Linked DNA regions of Mus musculus: all the other regions are linked to region 1. Evidence: chromatin loops called from intact Hi-C (ENCODE). Cell type or tissue: left cerebral cortex. All regions are shown on one strand. Region 1 has its middle 25 kb from the start of Gm17619. Region 2 holds the start of Zfp217 (zinc finger protein 217). Region 3 overlaps Bcas1 (breast carcinoma amplified sequence 1).

Evidence for each region. Peaks named below come from ENCODE experiments on the same cell type or tissue, not always from the same donor. Only the 100,000 strongest peaks of a DNase experiment are listed, where the experiment ranks them.
Region 2: it touches region 1 in a loop (3-fold over the local background); 20 of 42 quality-filtered maps call a loop at or near these places.
Region 3: a loop joins it to region 1, with 2.4 times the contacts of the local background. A loop is called at or near these places in 5 of 42 quality-filtered maps.

The regions. Positions count from the first base shown.
Region 1 is chr2:170,214,613-170,222,612 of GRCm38, forward strand. No RefSeq gene overlaps it. Among named protein-coding and RNA genes, the nearest start is that of Gm17619, 25 kb to the left of the region's middle. In left cerebral cortex, a CTCF peak has its summit at 4,053; DNase peaks (open chromatin) are centred at 1,486, 4,083, 4,268, 4,895 and 2 more places; H3K4me3 peaks cover 1,792 bases; H3K27ac peaks cover 2,052 bases.
Region 2 is chr2:170,126,707-170,134,706 of GRCm38, forward strand. It overlaps Zfp217 (zinc finger protein 217), which reads right to left and starts at 4,514. Exons shown (of 6, transcript NM_001033299.3): 1 at 4,342-4,514. In left cerebral cortex, a CTCF peak has its summit at 4,394; DNase peaks (open chromatin) are centred at 3,474, 4,600, 4,717, 6,697 and 1 more place; H3K4me3 peaks cover 3,127 bases; H3K27ac peaks cover 1,171 bases.
Region 3 is chr2:170,339,118-170,347,117 of GRCm38, forward strand. It overlaps Bcas1 (breast carcinoma amplified sequence 1), which reads right to left. Exons shown (of 13, transcript NM_029815.2): 13 at 7,874-8,000. Among named protein-coding and RNA genes, the nearest start is that of Gm39999, 5.5 kb to the left of the region's middle. In left cerebral cortex, a CTCF peak has its summit at 4,223 (motif pointing left); DNase peaks (open chromatin) are centred at 4,229, 4,996 and 6,592; H3K27ac peaks cover 279 bases.

The DNA of each region.
Region 1 (8,000 bases):
TTGTTTTTTTTTTTTTTTTTAAGATTTATTTATTGTTATATGTAAGTACACTGTAGCTGTCTTCAGACACTCCAGAAGAGGGTGTCAGGTCTCATTATGGGTGGTTGTGAGCCACCATGTGGTTGCTTGGATTTGAACTCAGGACCTTCAGAAGAGCAGTTATTGCTCTTACCCACTGAGCCATCCTGCCAGCCTGTGAGACTTGTTTAAAATAAAGAGGGGGGGGGGAAGAGAGAGGTAGGTGCTGAAGAGATAGCCCAGTGGTTTAGAGCACTTGTTGCTCTTACAGAGGACCAGTGTTCAATTCCCAGCACCCACAGAGTGGCTCATGACCATTTGGAACTCCAGTTCCAGGGGACCCAAAGCCCTCTTCTGACCTCCGAGGGCACTAAACAGGCATGTGGTGCATATACACACATATTTGCAAGCAAAACCACTTATACATGTCAAATAATAAAATCTAAATAAATGAAAAAGACTTACCTACTATAATGCACATTTACAGTGCCTGACACTTGCTGGTGGGGGCTTGTCAGGTGACAAGCTGGCAGCTGAAAGATCAAGAGGGGCTGTGACAAGCGCAGCTTAAAGAAGGAAACATTTAGTTTGGCTCGCAGTCTAAGGGGATACAGTACTTCCTGCAGGGAAGGATACAGTGGTGTGGGTGTGGGCAGCTTTAGCTTGGTGGTGAGGATGTGAGCCCTCGACTGAAATCAGGATGTAGCTGGAGGGGAGCTAGCCTCATGGGCATGAAGCTGCCCATGAGAAAAACCCTGGTGGTGCACGACTGTAACCTCAGTACTGAGGAGGCAGAGGCGATGGGCCATCCTCAGCTACACAGGAAGGTTGAAGCTAGCCTGGGCTCCGTGTAACCCTGTCTCAAAACAAAACAGAGCAAAATGGAATAAGTCGACCACCAAAAGAAAGAAAGAAAAATAAAATATAAGTCAAACTGACTACAAGGGTTATAATAAAAGGCAGAAATAATAAACTAAAAAAGTTGTAGAGAAATTAAAAATCCCACATTGCCTGGAGGACAAGAATGTGGCCACCATGTTGAAAAGCAGTAGAATAAGAACTCAAAATTGAAACATAGAAGGGAGGAGCACAGCTCAGTGGGGAGCACGGACCAGTGGGAAGCATAGCTCAGTGGGCGGCATTAGCCTATCCTGCACAACATCCTTGGTTTGCTTACAATGAATGAACAATGAATGAATGAATGAATGAATGAATGAATGAATGAGTGAGTAAATGAAACATCAAATTCCCAGAAGACACAGCCACTGAACAGTTTGGCATGAATTCAAGACGACTGAATGCCTCCACGCTTGCACAAACAAGCCTGTGCCCGAGTGTTCAGAGAGTTTCTCCTGAGAAGCTGGAAGGCAGAAAGAGTCTGAGCTGCCTGTTACTAGGTGGATAAAGAGGCGGACTGTTCACCTAATGGAATATTACTTGGAAATAAAAAGGAGGGAAAAAGTGACACAGGCCATGTGCAGTGCTGAGAACACACCATCAGGATGAAGCCAGCTGCCAGCTGCGAAGACTCACCCATTACATAATTCCTTTGAACGAAATGTTCAAAGTGGGCAGAGACATAAAGTGACAAAGAGAACCAGTAGTAGCCTGGGACCAGGAAGGGAGGGGGTGAGAAATGTTCAAAGTGGGCAGAGACATAAAGTGACAAAGAGAACCAGTAGTAGCCTGGGACCAGGAAGGGAGGGGGTGAGAAAGGCTTGCAATGGCACAGGCTTTCTTTCTGGGGTGAAGGGACTTGAATCAGGAAAGGGTGCCGGTCTCACAGTTTTCAGAACATTCTACAATGCCCGTGACATTGGTCACTTTAATTAAATGGGTGAAGTTGGGCTCAGTAGATGACTCAGTTGAGTGAGGGTGCCTGCTGCCAAGGTCGCGACCTGAATTTGATTCTCAGAACCCACATAGTGGGAAGAAAGAACCAATTCCTACATATTGTCCTTTAAATGCTATGCACATGCCTTGGCTCGTATGCCCCGAGTGCCACACACAATGGATGCAATTTTAAAAGGGCACGTGTTATTATGGGTGGATTATGACTTAGTTTTTAAAAGGAGGAAGGGCAGAAATGAAGAGTTCCATGACGTGCTCATCTCATTGGGAGCTTAATCTCCCCCAGACGGTCCAGACAGAAGGCACACAGTACTCTTGGCACACCTGCAAACCAGGCCCTTAAAACGGACACCACCAGGTTTTGTTCCAAGCATGGTGGCTTCTACCTGTTATCCCAGCTCATAGGCACAGGGAGGCAGTAGGATCAAGAGTTCAAGGTTGGGTGACTGCTCTTCCAGAGGTCCTGAGTTCAATTCCCAGCAACCACATGGTGGCTCACAACCATCTGTAATGGGATCCGATGCCCTCTTCTGGTGTGTCTGAAGACAGGTTAGCCTCAGCTATATAGTGAAATCCACAGATCCATCCAAGTTAGCCTGGCACACATGAGACGCTTCAAATAACAATGATAAAAAGGGCTTGTGAGATGTCCTGGTGGGTAAAAGTGCTTGTGCCCCAAGATCGGTGACTTGAGTTCCATCTCTGGACACACAGCACAGGTGGAAAGAAGTTGACCTTTGATCTCCACATGCACGCGGTACACTTGTATTCTGTCCCTACCCTGCATGCACACATGCACGCGTATAGATATACACACGTACACACATACACACACATAGTGACAATAGATTTAAACATGTAAAAGACACCCATATTTTGTGCGAAGTAGAATGAATGAGGTCTAAAGGCTCAGACTCGAGGTGAGGGAGCCCCAGAACGTGGAAGATGGACCACCACCTGCTAGGAGGCAAAGAACAACACTTCCATAAAGATTCTAGGGCACTGTGGCTCTACCACCTTGTTTCCGAACTCCCGTCCTCTGAAATTATTAGGCTGTGAATTCCAGTTGTTTTCAGCTCCCTGATTGATTGGTTATAGGTTGCATTTTTTGAGAAGTTAAGACAGAGCAATAGTGGGGTTTTTTTGTTTTACATTTCAAGAGCAATGGGGAAGCAGGAAACAAGGGGCTATGGTTATGGAGTGGGTGGGAGGTGTGCTGGCTAGTTTTAAGTCAACTTGTCACGAGCTAGAGCCATCTGAGAGGAAGGAACCTCAATTGAGGAAATACCTCCATGAGATCAGGCTGTATGCAAGCTTGGGCGATATTTTCATAATTAGTGATCAATGTGGGAGGGTGCAGCCATTGTGGGTGGGGCCATCCCTGGGCTGGTGGTCCCAGGTTCTACATGAAAGGAGCCTGAGCAAGCCAGAGGAAGCAAGCCAGTAAGTAGGGTCCCTTCATGGCCTCCGCATCAGCTCCTGCCTCCAGGTTCCTGCCCTGTGTGAGTTCCTGTCCTTATTTCTTTCAATGATGAACAGCAATGCAGAAGTGTATGTCAAATAAACCCTTTCCATACCCACTCACTGTTCAATCAAGGTGCTTTGTTGCATCAACAGAAACTTTGTCTAAGTCACTCCCTTGGTCACATTTGTCAGAGTATCTTGTCATAGCAACAGCAAATAAAACGAGGGGGATACATATGTGTGTGTGTGTATTATAGATACATACACATGGTTGCGAAAAGAGAATCATGTACTATGCGATGCCTTTAATTTATAGAATTACCTCCTCCTTGTTTCCTTCCCTCCCCCTTCCCCCACCTTACCTTTCTTAAACGCTTTCTTTTTAATTACATTGCCTAGCTGTGTATGCGCGTGAGCACGGGCATGTGCCTGCCGTGGCACATTGTGTGGAGGCCGGAGGCTTGCAGAATGCAGACACATGCATTCTAAATGGCCTCTCTCTGTATGTCAGTCCACGGTGGCACGTTCTCCTTTAAGACACTAACATCCAGCAGGACGTGACAAATATCCTCCTTATTCACTCACACACACAAGAGCCGAATAAAGACACACCCCTAATTTTAAAATCTCCTGAAATGAGCACGTGTAGCCCCACTCTCTTCTGCCTCAAACTATCCACCACCACCTCCCCGCCCCCACATGGTCAACACTGCCCTCTGTCAGCGCTAGACTGAGACTACCACAACCTCCTCACTTCTTATTCAGAGGAAGTGCTAAAATTCCCCATTATTTGTTGATCCCCGGCAGAGTGATAGAACCCTTAAGCCTAATTATGTGCCGAATGGCCGGGATGTTGGCAGAATGGTAAACTCCTTTGGCTAACGCCCGGCATATGTTGGAGGGATTCAGCTAGCTCACATATCTGTCTGTACTGTTAATAGAGTAGGTTCCATGCCAATTACTCAGGCATCCATCAGCTCGGCAGGGTACAATGGGCGCAGTGTTCACACACTGGATGGGTGCATTCCCATCTCCGCATCAGCAGCAGCTGGGCCAGATAAAGACCACTGGCCTTCCAGACTTAGGAGTGTGCTAGCACGGAGCCGAGCTCACACCATCTTCAAATTCCTGCAGGCATCTTTCACCTGGATTCTTCTGGGAGGGGGCGGGGGTGGGTGGTGAGGGGTGGGGTGGGGGTGGGGGATAGTGGGGGTGCAGCTCACTAGTCTTCAGTCATTTCCTGCTCAGACTTGCTGGCTGTCTGGGTGGAGGTGCAGAGGAAGAAAAGAGAAACAAACCACAAAGTTTCAGTGACAGAAGACACAATAACAGGAGAGGGTAAATAGATCCCAAAAAAGAGAGAGCCCGCTCCCCGCTCGCGCTCTGGCGCCTGGTTTTAGAACCATCGGTCTAGGATATCTTTCCCCACAAGAGTTTGTTCTTGTGCGGGAGGGAGCCTGCCTCTGCTCTCTTCCTTTTGATGTTTCTTCTTCGTTCCTTCTCCCTCTGACGCAGAAAGGTGGGTTGGAAATCTTGCAGTATCATCAGAAAAAAAAAGAAAAAAATAAAAAGATGCTGCTTCTGGTGGTATTTTTAACCAAGCACAGAAGCCGAAATGTCTAGAACGTGGATAGAGAAAGCCCCGGCTCTCTTTTCAGACTATCCTCCAATGTGGCGGGCACAGAGCGCCGCACCAGAGACGGGAGTCAAAATGGCAGATGTTGGAGGCTCGGGGTTGGGGATGGGGGTGGGAGGCAGATAATCTGAGGCTCGCCAGCGACTTCTCCCATGATTCCCATTCACCCTACTTCTCAGACCCCAGCGCGAAACAGTTGCTGTCCACTTGCCTAAGACTCCACAGCCAAGTCCCAGTGTAACAACAAATAAACAAAACCTAGTGGGTCCTAGGACCAGCCTCTCAGGGTCGCCTTGGCACTCGCTGGCCGGCCTCCTTTTTAAAAATCACCCACAGCTATTGAACAGGCAGATACTACATGCTAGTCATCATTTGCGTGTTATTTCAGCGGGTGTCTTCTTCCTCCGTCTCCCCGAGGAAAATACAGTAATTAACTCCATGCAGAAGGGGGAGGGGATCTCTCTCTCTCTCTCTCTCTCTCTCTCTCTCTCTCTCTCTCTCTCTCTCTCTCCTCCCTCCCTCCCTTCTCTGTTTTTCCCCCTCCTTAGGCTTGAAAAGAGATTCTAGCAGATAATTTGGCTGAACATGAAAAGGGAGACTCTGCTCACAGCCGCCCGGATAAAGTGCTAGGTTGGTGAAGCTCCGAGGACCGAGCTGGTTATTTCATGACATGAAAAGCAGACATTTATCTGTTCCCATGGAGATGCAATTTCTACTAGTCAATCAGGCCCAGGGGAGGTCAGACAATAGCCAGTAGGCCCCTTTTTTTCCATCTTGAGAGACACTTAATTCTGGTTGTATTTGAGTATTTTCCTAAATTTAAAGGCATCAAAAATGATCCCTCAGAAATACCTGTAAACTAAACTGTGACATTTTCAAGTGATCAAAACAGAGCTGGGAATTCCTGCTTCTCCAGAGAAGTTGGGATGTAGCCCCCCCCTTCGAGTTTCAAATCCTCCCTCTAGTATGTCACAATCCCTCTTTGCATAAATTTGGTTTCCAAACTTGACCCTAGCCTCCTTGAGAAAACAGTTCATGAGGAGATAAATTAAGAACCGAACCCCCGCCCCCCCCTCCCCCGCTCCAGCACAGTTGTGGGGCAAGAAGGAGGCTCCCGGTACACCATCATCCTGGAAACCAGAGAAGGGCACACCAGAAGCGAGCACAGCCCAGAACTGCCGTGGCTTCAATAAATTATAAACTGGGTTCTCCGTATTTCCTCGCCTGAAAACTATACCCACAGCAGCGATCACGACTGCTCTGCTCTTCTGTATCTGTTATCAATCCCAGAACACACGAATCATGTTCATTAGCAAATCGTGTTTTTATTGCAGTAAATGCTTGGCGAAGTGAGTCTCTCTCAAACACATGGAGACTTTTTTTTTTTTTTAACACAATCTCACAAGTGTCTTTTCCTCCCTCCTCCCCTTTGATCGCTTTTACGCATGCCTGAGGCAGAAGAAAATGGAACAGAGGGCTTCCAAGAGCTAATTGGGGAGGGAGAAGGCGTTTACAGAGATCCTGTTTCTAAACGCTGTTTGCTGGTCCAGCCCCCATCGGAGAGCCACACGACCCGACGTGACCTAAAACAGGATGGTGACGCAACAGAATGGACCTAGCAAGATGGCATTTTATCTCTCAGCAACTTCACTCCGGTTAATGGAGCCGCTCAAGTGCTGCTCAAATGCACGTCAGGAGCGCAAACCGGAGGCTGCGGGGTTACAATCCGGAAGCCTCAGGGTCTCCCTCCTCTCCAGGAGCCAGCAGGGAACAAAGGCACCGACAGACAGGGCCCATGAGAGTGAGAGAGAGAGAGAGAGAGAGAGAGAGAGAGAGAGAGAGAGAGAGAGCTATTCCAATGTGGATGATAATGAATGATACTCCACGTTTAGGAAGCAAGGAACAGAAATTCATTTGCGACGTACAGGAAGCGGGCAGGGGAACGATCCTCGTGGGATGGCACTTGCTGATGTCGTTAGGCTATTCTTTTCATTTGATCATTTTAGTTTAAGCACTTCTAAAAAGTATATGTTCACCCTCATTAGAAAGTTCAAAGTGGAGATGGCTAGTAACCACTTGACGGCATGATACTTCCTTCCAGAAATCTTCCCTAAATGCAGTCTTTTTTTTTAAAGAATTATTTGTTTTATGTATATGAATATGCATAGTTTTAAATACCTCACTGGTTTCATTTAACACATGGCTGTGAACTTTTTTTTACCCTTAAATAAAAAAGAAAATGTCTATTGTAAACAATTTTCAGGACATATATTTTAAAGAACGAGCTTCCAGCTTAAGCGGGGTGGGGGCTGGAGCAGCAGGGTGGAGGGGGTGGGCAGTACACCAGTGTGAGCTTCCCCTCCCCCACAGACAGTGGCTGCAGTTTTCTGTGCCCTCTTTCAGGGTCTTATAGATCACACTAGTGTATATCAGACACCTTGATTTTACACAAGTATCCTTTGTCTTCGTGGTAGAAAACCTTGATCGTTTTAAATAATGGCAAGGTGTCTCTTTGAATGCTACCCCTTTTCGTCCTTCATCACGTCCCTCTGGTGGGCTTTCAGCTTTTGCTGCCCTAAACCGTGCTGTGGTCAATTCTCTATTATCTTGCACACCTTGAACATTTTCTGCTTCTATTTCCCCACACCTGGCCCCAAGATGCCTGACTCCAAAGGGGAAACCAGTTAAATTAACTTTGTGTTAAGTGACGGTATGAGCGTACCATTGGCTCTTCTGTTGGCTTTTGCTCTGTCTGTTTGCTTTCTGCATTGCTCAGAGTAAAATCTCGGGGCCCCCGTCCCCGCCCCCGCAAATGCCTGCTCTTCTCCCCAGCCATTTTCTTAATGTCTCTCCGAACGTGGGCATGACAGACTCCAGAAAAACAAAGGAAGTGGCTGTCCCTCAGGGGTCAGCCTTCCCTGGATCTCCTGTTCCATAGCTCCTGCCTGCTTCAGAGTAGAATAATTCTTTCATCCCAGGTTCAGAAAAAGATTGAAAGCCGCCACTAACAACTTAGGCGTAGCTTCCCACA
Region 2 (8,000 bases), 88 kb before region 1:
CATAGAGGGAAAGGGTTTCAGGAGCCTAAAGGAGCAAACCCCACACTTACCTAGGCTATCAACACTAGAGACTACAGTGACTCAGTGTCCATGTTCCTGGCACATCTGTACACATAAATACACACATATACACATCCATGCACACACGCACACACACACAGGCACACCATCATCAAACTGTAAGCCCTTTATGTGGCACCAAGAACTACATACTAAGCCACTTTTTCCCAAGTTTCTGCCCAAGGTTAAATGGGCAGAGTCTAAATCAGAGCCAATTTAACTACTTCAAGTAAAAAGCGAGCTCAGAAATACCCTTCACGCCCAGGCTGCACTGTCCTCAACCTCAGACTGCCCCTTCCTCCATTTACCATAAAGTTAAATAAATGCTAGTTACCTGCTTGCATCTCAAACTAAATAAAAGTAAAACCTCTTTTTAATAAATAAGACCATTCATTGCTGGAAAGATTTACATGTTAAGAGTTAAATCATCTACTACTAGGAAATAAAAACTGCCACCAAAACTGCTTGGTGTCCTGTTGAGCACTGGACCATCCAGAGTGTCAGACAAATGACTTCTTCCCATGATAACTGTTTTACAGCCACCTGGCCACTCAGCACTCCTAGATCTGAACCATCACCACAGTCACCCTGAAGAGAACCAGCCTGACCCGGGGGTGGGCAGGCCAAAGTCAACTGGAAATGCTAAAGAACAAAGCCAGGAAGAGGACTCACCCCTGCACGTACACCTTTGCTCAGCTGCCTCGCCAGGTTCATTGAATTTATTTCTCACCTTTATCATAAAATTACCAAACTGGCCCCAAATTTCTAGTAGCTCCTAATGTTGCCAGCCTGGGCAGGAAGCAACAGCCTGTTTAGAAAGCTGCAGTCAACAAGCGCTCAAGTGGAAGCTCTTCAGGCAGCACAGCATAAAGGGGTAATCTGTGGTAGCAGCTGGCTAACAGGGACTCCCCCCCACACACACACACACACAGTCCCCCATTTCTGTGGAAGCTAAACATATCCAAGAGCTGAGCTTGCTCATCAGAAGGAGGTTTTAGGAGAAAATGGTAGTGTACCCCTCTCCCATCCCCCACTAACTTCCTTCAAGGCAAGATTTCTATCTGCCCTCGTGGTCTGAATTCAAAACCCTTTGGCCCGCATACCATTGCAAATTTGCCTGGCTATATTACTGGCTGGCCAAGAACCTTAATCCAGATCACCTAACTGAAAGGCCAGCTTTTCAGCTCCTTCTACAGTGCCCCCACAAGGAGGCCATTAAGTGATATTCCACCAGACTTGCCCTACACAGCAAGGCCAAAGACATTTCCCTTGTGTAATAATACACCTTCCTCCACGAGCATTTAAACTAGTTAACAGCCATTCCCCGAAAAATCAGGAGGTGAAGTGTGAGATCTGAGGCTCCTCCACATTCACAGCTCGCTTTCGTGCCTGTAGCTAAACCTATCCTGGTTCACAATATTTATTAGGATAGAAATCCTTTAATTCAGTTTGAGTAGCTGGTCCTCCAGGTTTTTATTTTTTGATAACCCTAAATTAGAAATGATTCCATACGCTCAGCTGTGATCTACTAACTACATTTTGATACTAATAGTCAACAGTTTACCCAAACTGCCTGAAGTTGTTCTTTCTGATTCCAAAGATGGAAAAGCCACTTTTGATGTCTCAGCTTCCACTTTCCAGATTATTAATTACACACATAGCCACGGAATTAAAACTGCAATGAGGAATCAGGATCCAGCCATTTAAAACAAATTATAGCTAGTGACCTCAAAAATCCAAAATGCAGGCCACACAGCATACATGAGACTGAATAATCGAAGAATAATGCTTTTCTAGCCGCCTGGAAACCCAGCTTCCTATGCAGTACTTGAAGGCCCCAGTCATCTGTGTTCACAGCAGTCACACAGCAGATATTTTATGACGTCCTGTGTTTTAGGCAGTCAAGGGTCATTAAAACTACTCCAAAGTTCTTGTCAACCAATATCATGTTTGGAACGAGTGAGGAAAAGCCTGCCATTTGATAAGGTGAAAAAGGAGCTCATCTGGAACCCCAGCTCTAATCAGGCAGCTCCGAATGAAGAGGGCTCCTGGGTGGGGGATGGCAGCCCTGCTGTGGCAAAACAGCATTTCCTACTCAAGTGATGTTGAGGGAGAAAAGTGATTAGCACTTATCTGCCAGGAGACAGAGCCTGAGTCACGAGGGCCACTGTAGGCCTCAATTATTTCATCAGTTTATAAGAGACTTGATGATTATGTCTTATTTTCAGATTTCCTCCAAAACAAGCCCACTGGAAAGGATTAGGGGCTCCTATCCACCCCAAGTTTCTCTGCCAAAAATGGAGGCTAACAAAGAAAATGCAAATCCCTCCCCCGTGAAGAAGCCAGAGTCAGAACTTTCTCTCCCCCTCTCCCTCCCCTACCACCTGGGAGGGGAGAAAAAGAGAGAGAGCTATTATTAAAATAGATTCTTCAGCATAAAGGGAAAACTTTTCTAAGTGGTATCTTAGTTCCTTTTTTAAAGTAAGAAGTGAAAGGGGATAATGCGAAGCCAAGACAATCAGGGAGTGTCGATCTTTTCAATCTGCCAGTTATCCCACTAAAGGAAATCACACTGCAAAGTGTGGAGATGGAGTGAGGATGAAAGGAGTAAAGAAACGTGGCCTTCCTCCAGTCAGGTCTTCCCCCTGCTTCCTCCTCCTGCACACAGACCAAGGTGCAGTCTAAAGAGCCAAAATATGGAAGTTCCCAGGGATGACTAATGCTAACTATCCACAACTCAGTCTTCAGAGGTCACTGCCTCTTGGATTTTATACTTACATAACTGGAAAGCTGGCAGCATGGTGGAGGGACTCAATCAAATCAGGATTCAAAATTAAAACCAAAATAACCAGATAGCCTAAATATACCACCAGGCTCCACAGGTTTGAAAAAACAGTATCTAAAATAAATACGACTTCTCCAGCAGGAGGGGGAAAAGTCATCTACCAGTAAGGACACACCTTAAAAGTTCTCAGCACAGTAACTAAGCACCAACTAGTGGTCTGATAGATACACTCCCCAGACAGAAAGCAGTAAGGTTAGTTCTCTGCACTTGTCACTACAAAAAAAAAAAAAAAATTTTTTTTTTGAAACTAGACCTGTTACTAATCCTTCTCGAAACAAAAACTTAACATCTGATATCCAATTTGGTACCAAGGTGGTCGATTTACTCTGGGAAAAGTAGTCAAGAAGGCTGTGGACGTTTTTCTCTTACAAAGAGAGGTGAAAGGCCCCCTGAGGCCCCTACCTAGTTGCCAGGCATGGCCAGCAGCTGTGGCTACCCTGCCTCCTCTTTTGTTGGCCTTAATCTCATGTCAAGTTATTCAACCACCTCAAAAGGGATGAAGACATAATTGAATCAACCTGAACTAAATCAGACCTAGGCCTCTTAAAACATACAACTTAATGGCTCCAACCCATCCCAAACCAGGAAACTGGCCACGGGATCCTGGGGTACACATGGTGCCCTACAGCCCTGGACCCCAAGCTGGTGCCCCTTAATCAACGCATGCTCAGGAATGCCTGTTTCTCAGAGAAAGAAACTAAGGCTCACAGGACACAGCCCTTAAGGTTGGGAACGACCACCCCGAGCCCCCGACCCAAACAATAAAAAGTTTAAAAGTTTCTACTACTGTGTGAGTGCGGACCGGCCCCCACTGGGGGTCCCAGAAGTGGGCCCCCGGGACTTCGGCTCACTTCAGGAAGCAAACCTTTCGGGAAAAATCCCCGCCCGCTGTCCCCACCCCCACCCTCCCCGCCCAAGAATGCGCTTCCCGTGCGCCGAGGGTCTGAGGCGGGGGCGCCCTTCACTGCGCGCCCGCTCGCGTTGAGGCTAAACTGAGGCGCACGGGGCGGCGCCCTCGGATGTGCGGTGCCGCCTCCCGCCAACCCGCACGAACTTCCCACGGGAGTTTGCGGGACGTTCTAAGTTTGGGAGTGAAACCGAACACCTTCCTTGGTTGGCAGGACGCAGCTCCCGCAGGGGCCCGGACCCCCGACGGCCACGCCGCGCCGGGCAGGCCATTGTCTCGGCCGTCCCTCCCAGCCCCACGCGCGGCCGCAGCCGTGGGGACGCGGCCCCGGCGCCCCTTTACCTGCGGCCGTCCGGCTGCACCGCCCAGCCGCGGGGCTGAAGGAGCGGCAGAGGCGGCGCGGCCTTTGTGCGTCTGCCGCTAGCCCCGACGGCGCGGGGACCGGGACGGGGCCGCGCCATGCCCGCCTCCCACGGCCGCGGGCGCCGGGACCCCCACCCCCACAGAGGCTCCGGGGGGCCGGGCTCACCTCCGGCGCGGGGCGAGGGAGCGGCGCGGGCGCCCCCTACTCGTCCGCGCGGGGACAGTGCAGGCGCGGGGTCCCTGCGCGGGCGGGCGGGCGGCCGGCGTCCGGCGGGGGGACTGTTGGGGCAGAAAGTGCTCGCAGCAGCTGTTGCGCCCTCCCCCCCGGCCGCGCCGCCTGACGCCCCGCCCCCGGCCACGCCCCCTCTGTGACCGCGCGTGTGCGCAAGCGCGTCCCCGACCCGCCCACCGCTGCGGGCCACGCCCCCCTCGGACCCCCCGAGGCGCGAGCCCCGCGGAGCGGCGCGCGCACCCCACTCCCACCCCGTGGGCTCCCGCGCACGCGCGCCCCGCGCCGTGTCCCGCCATCCGGCCTAACGTGGCGCGCTCGCGCCCGGGCGGTTCCAGTGACAGGTATTCTGGGGATGGAGGGGGGGGCTGCAAACGCAGCACGCAGGCGCACAGCCAGTCCTCCCTCGCCGCCTCCCCCTCCCTTGCAAGGTGCGCCCCGGGAGGGGAGGGAAGAGGAGGGGAGGGGCCGGTTGCCCAACTCCCCGGTCGCCCAGAATCACGAACAACAACAATAATAATAATAAAAATTTAAAAATAAACCAACCTTGCCACTGGCTTCGGGAGCTCACAGGATAGCGGTGTTCTGAGGTGTTGTGAAGGTTAACACTTTCAGAGAGTCAATGTGAGGAAGGTCCGAGACCTAAAAAGAATAAATTTTCTCTTAAATTGTTATCTTCAAAAAGCCTTTTTATTTCTTCCTTAACACCCTGGGCTTGTGTTTCTATTATAGTTTCATATCTGAATTTGGACTTGGTACCTAATAAATCTTAGTTTGCAGAGAAATTCATTTGAGTGAAACTAGGCTTAAAAGTGTGCTCAAAAACAAAAACCACACACTTCTTTATGCCCATCTCACTTAAAGCGTTTCCCTTCTGTTTTGTTCCTGACTCGTATTAAAGATGAAAGAAGATAAGACAGGAAAAGGTTTGACTCCAAAGGCCTGGGACTGATGTCCCGTTTTAAGCAAGCCCCAGGGAGGAACTATGGCGGCCACAATCACATCCAATAATTTTTCTGCTCCAAAATGCAAATGAACTCAAATGTAAAATAGATTTATTGCTTAACACCGAACAGTCAACTTGTTTGTTTCTTTTTCAAGCTGGCCCTCGGTGTATCAAAAAGTGGGAAAACATCAAGAAAAGCATACATACCCATTTCCTAAATCAAAAAGAAGCGTGGGGGTTGGGGGGGAACGGGACAAAAAAGAACCGACCGGAACTGGTAAGCAACGCAGTCCTTAATAAATAGGAAGAAGAATTCAAGAAGACAGCTTAGCAAGGGGCAAGAACCTGCCTTGTAGAATGTTTTTGCTGTCATTTTACATAGAACTACCAACCCACATATGGTCTCGTTAGTCTTTTTTTTCAAAGGAAGTGAATCAATTACTTACTCACAATTAATTAGCATCGCTGGAAGTAGATCCTTAAGCCAGCCCTGATTCTCATCCAAGCCCAGAAGATATTGATCATTTTTAGTACTAGGGTTCCTTTTCTCACCACAGATTAATATCTTTCTCTAAAGTATTATATTTACCCTATAAATATCATAAACTATAATATTTATAAGGTTAAAGCCTTATAAATATTCACGATCAAAACGCAACAGCTCAGCAAGCATTCATAAGCAGAAGACTTCATTTAACTTTGACCCCCCCAAATTAAAAAAAAAAAAAAAAAACGAGGGAGGGGAGCTTTGCTATAAAACAAAGAAAACTATGACCAAGTAAAGTGGATAGAGGTTGAGCTTCAGTCCCCATGTTAATGGATAACCTTTGCACTCTGAAGCCTTGAATACTGTAAACACAATAGCTGATAGTTAAAAACCCTAGTGTGGAGATGGGACAGAAAGGAAAGTCCAAACGTCTCAGCAGCAACAGGGAAACAATCAAATATTTTGACAAACAATCATTTGGCTAAGAACAATGAGACTCGGGCTCTCAGACCTTGTAGCTACTGAGTTATTTTCAGAGTAAAGGAAGAAAGGGAGGGGGGGGGCGGTTCTCCATGCCCTCACAAAGCCATACTCTGTTAAGCCATTTTGGCATCAGATGGTCTGTTACTGTTTCTCATCCCTCTCCTCCCACCACCACAAATAAGGGGGAGGGGGACTTACTATGTTGTAGCTCTTAAAATTGAAAGGGATTTGCCTTCCCTGATCTATCTGCTAAGAGGTTTGTATGAGATCCTGATGTCTGAGCAAAGAATTACAAAGAACCTTCCCTCCTGGAGACGTGCCAACAAAACTGGGAAATCGTTGCAAAATTCTGCCAGTGACGGCTGAGCTTGCAAACACATACCGTGTTTTCCAAGGGACATGGAGAGATCGGAATTCCTGCCTTAGAATGCGGAGGCTCGTGCCTCGCGTTGATTTGGGACACAATTAAAAGTCGGAAAGTCACAGAAGAACCCGAGGGACGTTTGGTTTCGTAATAAGCAGCTAAGAACTCCCCACTCCTGGGCGAAGTGGAAACTGAAAAATCGAACGTTGGTCTCCACGGCCTTGGCCCCGCCCACGCGGAGCCCAGCTTCGCCATCACTCACTTCCCAGGCTGCGCTACCTCTAAAGGAATCAGGTGCCGGAGGACGCAGCCACGCAGAGTGGGACCCGGTTTTTCCGTCCCTGCTGCTGGGATCTGCACGTGTAGCCAAACTCAGGTCCCAATCCACATCCTGTACCCGACAAACCTCAGCCACCTCTCGTCTTTTTCACAGTTCCAAAACACCACCACCACCCCCCTACACACACACAAGACCTATTTCCCAAAGTGCGCTTATAAACTCACTCGCCATTATCTCTGATTTCATCTTAGTGTTAGCAGGCCGCTTCCTTAAACTAACATCTGATTTTCTATCCAGATCCTTTCCTGTATCCGAAAATCTAACAAAAACAAGAGCAAGTCTGGTTTTCTGTATATACATCTACAGAAATTATCTTTCTTGAGACTAAGTCCTAATTGGAAGTGCAGATGAAATGTACAGTCTTTCCCAAGTATTTATTTCACTGTGGAACAGATATAGAGAAACAGCTTGGAAACGAAATCCCCGGAGCTGCTGCAGAAACGGCGCAGACGCTCAAAAGAACTCAGTGTGAAGGACAGGAAAACCAGAAAAACTGCAGGCAGCAGGAAACAGAAAAAGTTAGTCCGAACCTGCATTTACAAACTACAAAGGGCATCTGAGAGGGAGGCAGTGGCAACACTCTTCCTTAGACTGAAAACACTAAGTTAAGGAGAGATAACAAAGCCGAGGGAGGGCACTCCACTTTCCCTTCCTAAATTTCAACCCCATGGAAGCCATCCGTTTTGAAAATACCCAGTAATGTGAAGCGAAAAGTAGATGGCAGAAATTACCTTTCAGGAGGGAAGGCGGTGCTGGGACCTGGAAATCCTAGGAGCCAGCCAGTCCACCTGGCCTGGAACAATACAGGAGGAGATGTGATTGCTGGTTTTTACAAGCAAACCAAGAAGGGAGGGGCTAAGCGCAAAGCTCAATTTAAATAGAGGTTGAGATATAATCCGACTTGATTGACTAAATCAACCTTGATTGGGCTGAGAACACCAGTTGATTCTAAGCACATCTGCCCTTTGCACAAGTT
Region 3 (8,000 bases), 120 kb after region 1:
TGCTGGGCTTTGATAACTTTCAGTCCACTGAGCCTTCATGTCCCAGGTGGCTTCCCGTCCTCTCTGCTTCTCAGCTGTTATCATTCCCACTCAACAGAAGAGCTCAGCAGAAGAATGAAGGTCTCTGACTTAGGGTTTTACTGCTGTGAACAGACACCATGACCAAGGCAACTCGTACAAGGAGGTTCAGTCCATTATCCTCAAGGTGGGAATATGGCAGCATCCAGACAGGCATAGTACAGGAGGAGGTGAGAGTTCTACATCTTCATCTGAAGGCTGCTAGCAGAATATTGACTTCCAGGCAGCTAGGATGAGGGTCTTAAAGACCACACCCACAGGGCCACACCCACTTCAATAGGACCACACCTTCAAATACTGCCACTCCCTGGGCCGAGCATAAACAAACCATAACAGTCTCCAACTCGTTCAAGCTCTCAGGACTATGGATCAACTGGGTAGATGGCTGATGGATTGCAACCAACACTGGCACTTAGAGATGAATGTTTTGCCGGGTGGTGTTGGCACACGCCTTTAATCCTGGCACTGAGGCGGCAGAGGCAGGTGGGTCTCTGTGAGTTTGAGACCAGCCTGGTCTGCGTTGCAGTAGGACCAACTTGAGCTTATCACTGACTATCTACAAATAGATGAGACTCAGACTGTGGTTATTTTATTTGGCTTTGACAATTACTCGGGCGTGGGAGGGGTAACCACTAACCTCCTTTTCTAACTGCTGGCCTGGTACCTCCCCCGAGGTGTGCCCCAGATACTTGCTGTTACCCTGACCATATATGCTCATGGTCAGTCTCCCCTCACGACAGCTTCCTCCCCTCCTCCTCTCCCTCCTCCTCCTCCCTCTTCTTTCTACTCCTCCACGTTCTCCTCCTCTTTCTCTCCCTCCTCTCCTTCCTCCTTTTCTTTCTCCTCCTCCTCTCCCTCCTTCCCCCACCCCCTTTTTCCTTCTCCTCCTCTTGGTTTCTCTTCTCCATCCCAACCAGGTAACTCAAAACCCACCTACCTCTAATCTCTCCAGACATTGGCTGTAGTCAATTTTATTTTAACCAATAATTTTAAATTAAGGAACAAGGTTTGCATAATAAAAGCATGTGAACAGAATTCAGTCACAGGCCTAGATCTCTGGTAAAGAATTTAGCATTATAATACATAGCAACAGAGCAAACCTTCCTGCTACAGAGTGAGTTCCTGGACAGCCAGGGCTGTCTCTGCAAATAAACAGTAAACAAAAACAAACAATAAAAAAATAAATGAATGTTTTGGTAGGTATCTTTTTTTTTAAAGGATTTATTTATTTTACTTATATGAGTACATTGTAGCTGTCTTCAGACACACCAGTAGAATGCATCAGATCCTATTACAGCTGGTTGTGAGCCACCATGTGGTTGCTGGGAATTGAACTCAGGACCTTTGGAAGAGCAGTCATTGCTCTTAACCCCTGAGCCATCTCTCCAGCCTGGTAGGTATCTTTTTTAATGGTTAAATTCGTTGAAAGGTTTTATCTAAGTGGGTATATCTGTTTTATATACAAAGATTTTTTTAAAATTATGTTCATGTGTTTGTATATGGGTTTATATGTGCACATGAGTACAGTGTCCCCAGAGGACAGAAAGACTCTGGATTCTCTCAAGCTGGACTTACAGGCAGTGGTGATCTGCCCTGTGTGGGTGCTAAAAACATGACTTGTATCTTCTATAAGAACAGTATGTGCTCCAAACTACCAAGCCATCTCTCCAGAAATATCCAGTGGCTATTTCTTATAGTTGTTACTTAAGCTTAAAAAGAACGTGCTGTATTTTGTGATTAATATCTGATGGATAATCAGCCACTTGGCAGATATTGCCCAAATTGTGTTTTATTAGACCTTACTTGAAACCAAAATGCCAGATTAATTATGTCACCTTCTATGGCTACCTGTAGGGAGAAGGGGAGAGAGAGGGAGAGAGAGAGGGAGAGAGGGAGAGAGAGAGAGAGAGGAGAGAGTTTGTGGGTGTCTGTTGGGGATCAGAGTCGTCCTCACGCTGAGATGTTTTCTGCCACAGAAACTGTACTGCCAGCTTATAGACAGCTTCAGATTCTTACAGCGGACTCCTTCACATCCTGGAAGATCAGTTCTATGCTGTCTCCTGGCCTCTGGCCTCCAAGGCACGCTACCCAGCCAGCCATATTGAACTACTTACCGTCCACTCTGGGAGGATTCTATACTTCGGCACTCCCTGTTCCTCTGGGAACCCTTGGCCAAGCCTTCTTCATTCTTCTTGGATGAGCTCAACTGTTCCCTCTGTGAAGGCCACCCTCCACTCAAGCGGCCTGGAGCCGTGCTTTCTCTCAGTCCCACAATGTCACATCCTCACACGGTCCTCACGACTTTTCTCATTCCTTCCTGCATCTCCTGTAGGCTTTTAAGAGCAGATGTTGGCCTGGCTGGGGCTGTAGCAGAGGGCTTTCCTGCCATGCACAAGATCTCAGGTTTGATCTTCAGTACCACATGAACTAGCTACAATGACACATGCTTGTAATCCCTACACTCAGGAGGCAGAGCCAGGAAGATCGGAAGTCTAAGCTCATCCTTGGCTACGTAATGAGTTCAAAGCCAGCCCAGTATACTTGAGACTCTGTCTCTGAAACATAAAAGTAATGGTTTTGGTTGGGTTTCAGCCTGGGTCAACACCGTTGTTACTCTCTTTGGGCTCAGTTATTTTTAATCTGTAAAATGGGGGAGTAAACAAAGTATTGACTGCACAGCACCTGACTTCTAGTGAGGGTCCATGCTAGCTCCTGGTATCTTCATTCTCAGACCACACACCCAGTGGGTGCTTCGTGGTGTGGTCTCTCAGGGGTTTTCCGAATTTCTCCTACATTGGAACTGCCTGGAGGCTCCTTAGGGACACCGGTGGCTGGGTCCCGCTCTGGGGACTTTAGGTCAGAGTGTCTGGATTAGAGTGTGAGGGCCCTGTATCCCTATTAAGCTTCTCTGTCAGTGCGGCATCTGCTGGTTCAGGACAAACGACCGAGAGCCCCTGAGCTGGCCACCTGGTACATAGATGTGATTAGCATGATCAAACATTTGGAGCGGAGCGAAGCTCACCGGCGCATATGCTCACCCACTCTCAGGCCTAGTGGGCCCATCAATCTAGCAGCTCAAATGGCATTCACTGAGCACCTGCTAGGCCCATGCTAGACCACCGGACAGTGTCTATGAAGCACAGAGAGGCAGTGACCTAGAGAAGCCCAGCGCCTAACGACGGTGCTGTGGTGGCTGAGCCTTGGCTCACACGGGTCCTGTTAGCAGAAACTTCATAGGCGTGGTTGGTTTGGGCATTCCTGTCAGCTGCTGTAGTCATCGTAGCTGCCTTCTCAAGGCCGAGTTCACTCAAACAGTCAGGTGAAACTGATTCTAATAATCCCATAATCCCCTTGCCTAGAAGGGCACTTATCACCTGTCACTAGTTGTAGTCCAAAGTTAACCCATAGAACAAGGCAGAGCAAAGCCTTTCGGGACCAGAGCCAGGCTGTGGCACAACACCTGTTATATGTAAGGATGCATTTCATTGTCAAGTCAGAACAATCTCTGAGAACCAAAGCCAAGGCTGTCGCAAACACCATGCGTCAGATAAATAAATACCCTTTTGGCTAGTATTAGTTGTTCATGGGAATAGGGGGCTTCTGTTTCTTAGACTCCGGCTTTCCTGTGCAGGAATGGCTGCTATTTTACTGAGTACTGATTGTGTGAGACCCACTGCACTGTTAATGGTGATCACTGCAAGCCCACTATCGCTATCTCCTTATTACAGTAGGAAGCAGAGATGCTAATTCACCCGACCGATAACATGCGTACTCGCGTGCACGTGCACGTGTGTGTGTGTGTGTGTGTGTGTGTGTGTGTAGGGGGGGCGCAGGTTGTGGGAAATTATAGAAGCAGTCAAAGGTTGCTCGAATGCTTGGCAACCACACATTCTCCCAAAAGCTTCTTGCAAGGTGGGACAGAAAGGACCAGAAATCTCACCTGGCTCCTCCTTGTTTGAAGGGCTGTGGGGATCATAGATAGCAACTGACCTGCCCGGTTTCTCTCAACTCTTCCCGTTTTCTTAGTGAAACCTGACAGTATTCTGGAAGTTAGTCAACAGACAGACTCTTGGTTCAATTTCCTGGGTAGGCAATATAGTCGGAAGCAGCTTGGTCAGTCTGCGGAACCCAGTTCCTGGGCGCCCCCATGTGGTCGGATTACGTAAAAGGCGTTTGAATGATGGTGTCACTCCCAAGACATGAGCTCCTTCAAAGGCAATAGTTGCCAGCTGGGGCCATTTTGTCAGGAAGCACCTATTTGGAAATCTGAAACAAATGCACACAGGGTCCCTGCCAATCAGCTCCTAAGAAGATGTAAGGAAACACTTAAAGTCCGCGCAGGGAGGTGGGGGACGAAGGGGGGGAATGGAGGGGGGAAGGGGAGAGGGCACACAGCTGAAACTTAGATAAACGCATCAAGAAGGCTGTGTGTGCGATCCTGTCAGGCAGCGTGACCTGTATCCTGGTTTCTGTTAAATCATGTGGTTGGCTTCCGCCTGGCAAGTGAGAGGCCCCAGGGTGCAGAGGAGCGGGAGGTAGCTTTATGGGTGGCTACACAGAAGCCAAAAAAAAAAACAAAAAAACAGTCTAACCTCTGGAGAATCGACCCCTGGCCCAGTGTCTCTGCCTCCACTACAGACTGAAGAATCAATGTCTGGACGTTGCTTGCTGTCCTTTCCCCCCTTGTTGCTAACAGGCAGTCTTTCAGGGGCCCACGCTGCTCCACAATCCACAGAGTAAACACAGTCCTGACCAGGGACAAACCCGACTCTGCACACTGTGCCAAACTGCTTACTTAAGGGCTCTAAAGAGAACGCCGAGAGTGGTTGAAGCTGAGCCCCGTCAGCAACCCAGCCCTAATCTTGGGGTTTGCACCGTGGGAAAGTGGGTAACTGCTGCCCTTTCCCTCTCCTTCCTCACAAGCAGGACAGGGAAGGATTTTCTCTTCCATTTGTGTTCATTACCACGCTGCTGCCCCTCCACCCTTGTACCGCTGGAAATGGAACACAAGGCCCCGTTTGTGCTGGGCCAGTACTGTAGCTCTGAGCTACACCCTAAGCTCCAGTTTATTGCTCCAGGACCTGGCTGGGGCTCTGGGACAGAAGAGACCACACCTGCAAGTCCTGGATGTGGACACCTAGCCTTCTTCTGGGACTTTGGGGGGAGCCAGAGGGGTACGTTCTGGACTTTTAAAATCTAATGAGACCCCCACTGCTCTGGGTGTGTGTGTGTGTCTGGACTATATCTGGATTGTTTGACTGTTTGCATGGTGCTTGGGGGGTAGGGATTGAGAGAGAGAGAGAGAGAGAGAGAGAGAGAAGAGGGGGAGGGAGGGAGAAACAGAAACAGAGAGAAACAGAGAGAGAGAGAGAGAGAGAGAGAGAGAGACCTGTGTTTAATGAGCTACAAACAAAACAGTCTCTCTCTGGCTTTCTTTTTCCCCTCCTATTTTTTGGCAGCTCTTTAGGTTTGTGGCTCCTTCCCCCCCCCCCGCCCCCCTCCCCAGGATGAATCCAAGAGTGGCCTCGGGCTGCTGGGAACAACTGCTCCTTTGAGTGAACTCTTTTATGGATATTAGGCAAACAATTTCTGTCAGCAGGAACTGGGAGGCATCACTGAGAACATGCATGCACGTGTGTGTGTGTGTGTGTGTGTGTGTGTGTGTGTGTGTGCACTTGCATGTGTGTGTGTGTAACTTGCACGCACAATGCCGGGCATCTCATCTCACTAGCTCCATCCTTGGGAAAGGCACGTCTTCTTGGCAAGAGAGAGGAGACACTTCCCTGAGCACCTACAAACAAATCAGCGAATCATTAACCGACTCATGGTGACAACGGGCACCTTTGTCCCTCTCCTCCCGCACGCACGTCTTTACTTGGTTTTTCTTTGGGGCTAGGATTCTGGGTTGTTTCGGTGCCTGTCAGGTTTGCTTCTCACTCCTCACTCCACCTGCCAGAGCTTGGTTGGGCTCTGTGGGCCGAGCTCTCAGTTTCTTGCCCCCTCTTTGTCCTGTGAACTTTCTGTGCGATTTAGGGAGTGCCTTGCTGGGGCAGTTAGTGAACTCTGCATCAGAGAAAGGATTGCAACGGAAAACGCAACCTTCACAGGAAGCACAAAACTTGCTTCTTAAACTACAGCTGGGTTTACGGTCCCAGCAATAAATCACTGAGTTTGTGGCTTAAATTTCCTGGCCTTCATAAAAACAAAAGCAAACCACAATTTCATTAAGAGTGCCCTCTTCTTCAGCCTAGGAGAAGGGAGGGACCAGGAATAAACACCCGGGAGGGGCTTTGCTGAGCTTCTCTCAGACAACCCCTCTCCCATCCCAATTTAGAAACTGGAGGTTGCTATTGCCTGGTGGCCAGAGTCAGTCACTCCCCACTGCTTCTGCGCCTCCCAATCCTGCCTGTTAATGTCTCTCATCTCAGCCTGAGGCGCCGGTGCCCTGTAAGGTGAAACTGGCCAACTTCCTCTACAGGCTGAGCTAGCCCAGAGGCTGGCAAAAGGTCACAGCAGGCGTCACCCCCAGGGATCTGCAGACAAAGGAACTGACAGCTGGCTGGTCTCATTGGTGTCAACTCAGAAGGACTGGGTAGTGTGGCCACTTCTCCCCCTCTTCCAGTTTTCCCAAGGTGCTTTTAGCACCCTACCCCAATCTTTCCAGCAAAACCTTCTAGCATGGTACGGGACTCTGAACCCGGCAAGGAACAGACAGTGATTTCCAAATCAGGTCCTGAGGATCCAGGAAACAAGTTTAGCTTAAAGGAAACCACTGCTGATCTGTATTTGAAACCCAGAATCCAGTCAGTGTGCTGGCAGGCCCCAGGCCCCAGGCCACACTGCCTTACTTCCTCCATATCTGGGGGCCTCACAGACATGGCTGCTCTCTGGATACATTTACCAGTTTTCCAGTCTGTTCTGTCCTAGGTGTGGTTCCTGTGCTCTCATTCACGCTAGGACAAGATAGATGGCAATGTTTATTTCTGACCCCTGTGAGACAGTCTCATGTTCTGCGTGCGTGTGTGTGTGTGTGTGTGTGTGTGTGTGTGTGCATGAGCGTGCATGTGTGTGTAAAACCTGCCAGTGTGTGTGTGTGTGTGTGTGTGTGCAAATTTGCTAGTCTGGCAAGAATGAATATATTCTAAAGGGACACCCGCGATCCTCTTTGACTATAGACTATGGAAACAACCAATCTCAGAAAGTTAAAATTTCCCCAGGAGACCCCAGGAGGAGAAGGAAAAGGCTGAAGCCCTGGGGTGGGGGTGGGGGATGGAGAGGGAGGGAGGAGAGGGCTGGAGGAGGAGTTTACTGGAGAGAGCATCACTGCTCCTAGGAGAGACTTGGAGCTGAGGTAGAGGTGAGCAGGGAACCGCCCCTGGGCTGAACTGCTTGGCTATGCAGTCCTGTTTTCGACTTGAAGGACCTTGAAGGCAGCCTGTGGGAGGCAGGAGAGACTCTTGAATCTTTCTCCCTCTTCCCAGTGTGGCCACATGGAAGAATCTGTTTTTTAATATTAATTTGGCTCTTTTAATTGGCTTATGAAAGACTGGAGGTCAAACCTGGTTTGCTAGGGCAGAGGCTGTGAACTGATCATATGTGCACACCAATGTATTCCTGCCTATATGAGTTTGCAGTATGAATGTTCACGAACACAGAGTCGTGTGTGAGAGTATATCTGGACACGTGTGTGGGCATTCATAGTGTACACTGTCTTCCAGCTGCTTACAAAGACGCAGCCCTTGTAGAGAGCGTTGTCAGCGAGCTGCACTTGAAGTTTAGAATCAAAAGCTTTTCTAAAATGTAATATTTTTTTATTAAATTGGGAAAAGAAAGGTACAATACAGATGACTATCAGTCAATCATATGGTACTTGGCAATTCCATCTTAATGGATTCACAGTCCAATTCAGTTCTCTGTACAAG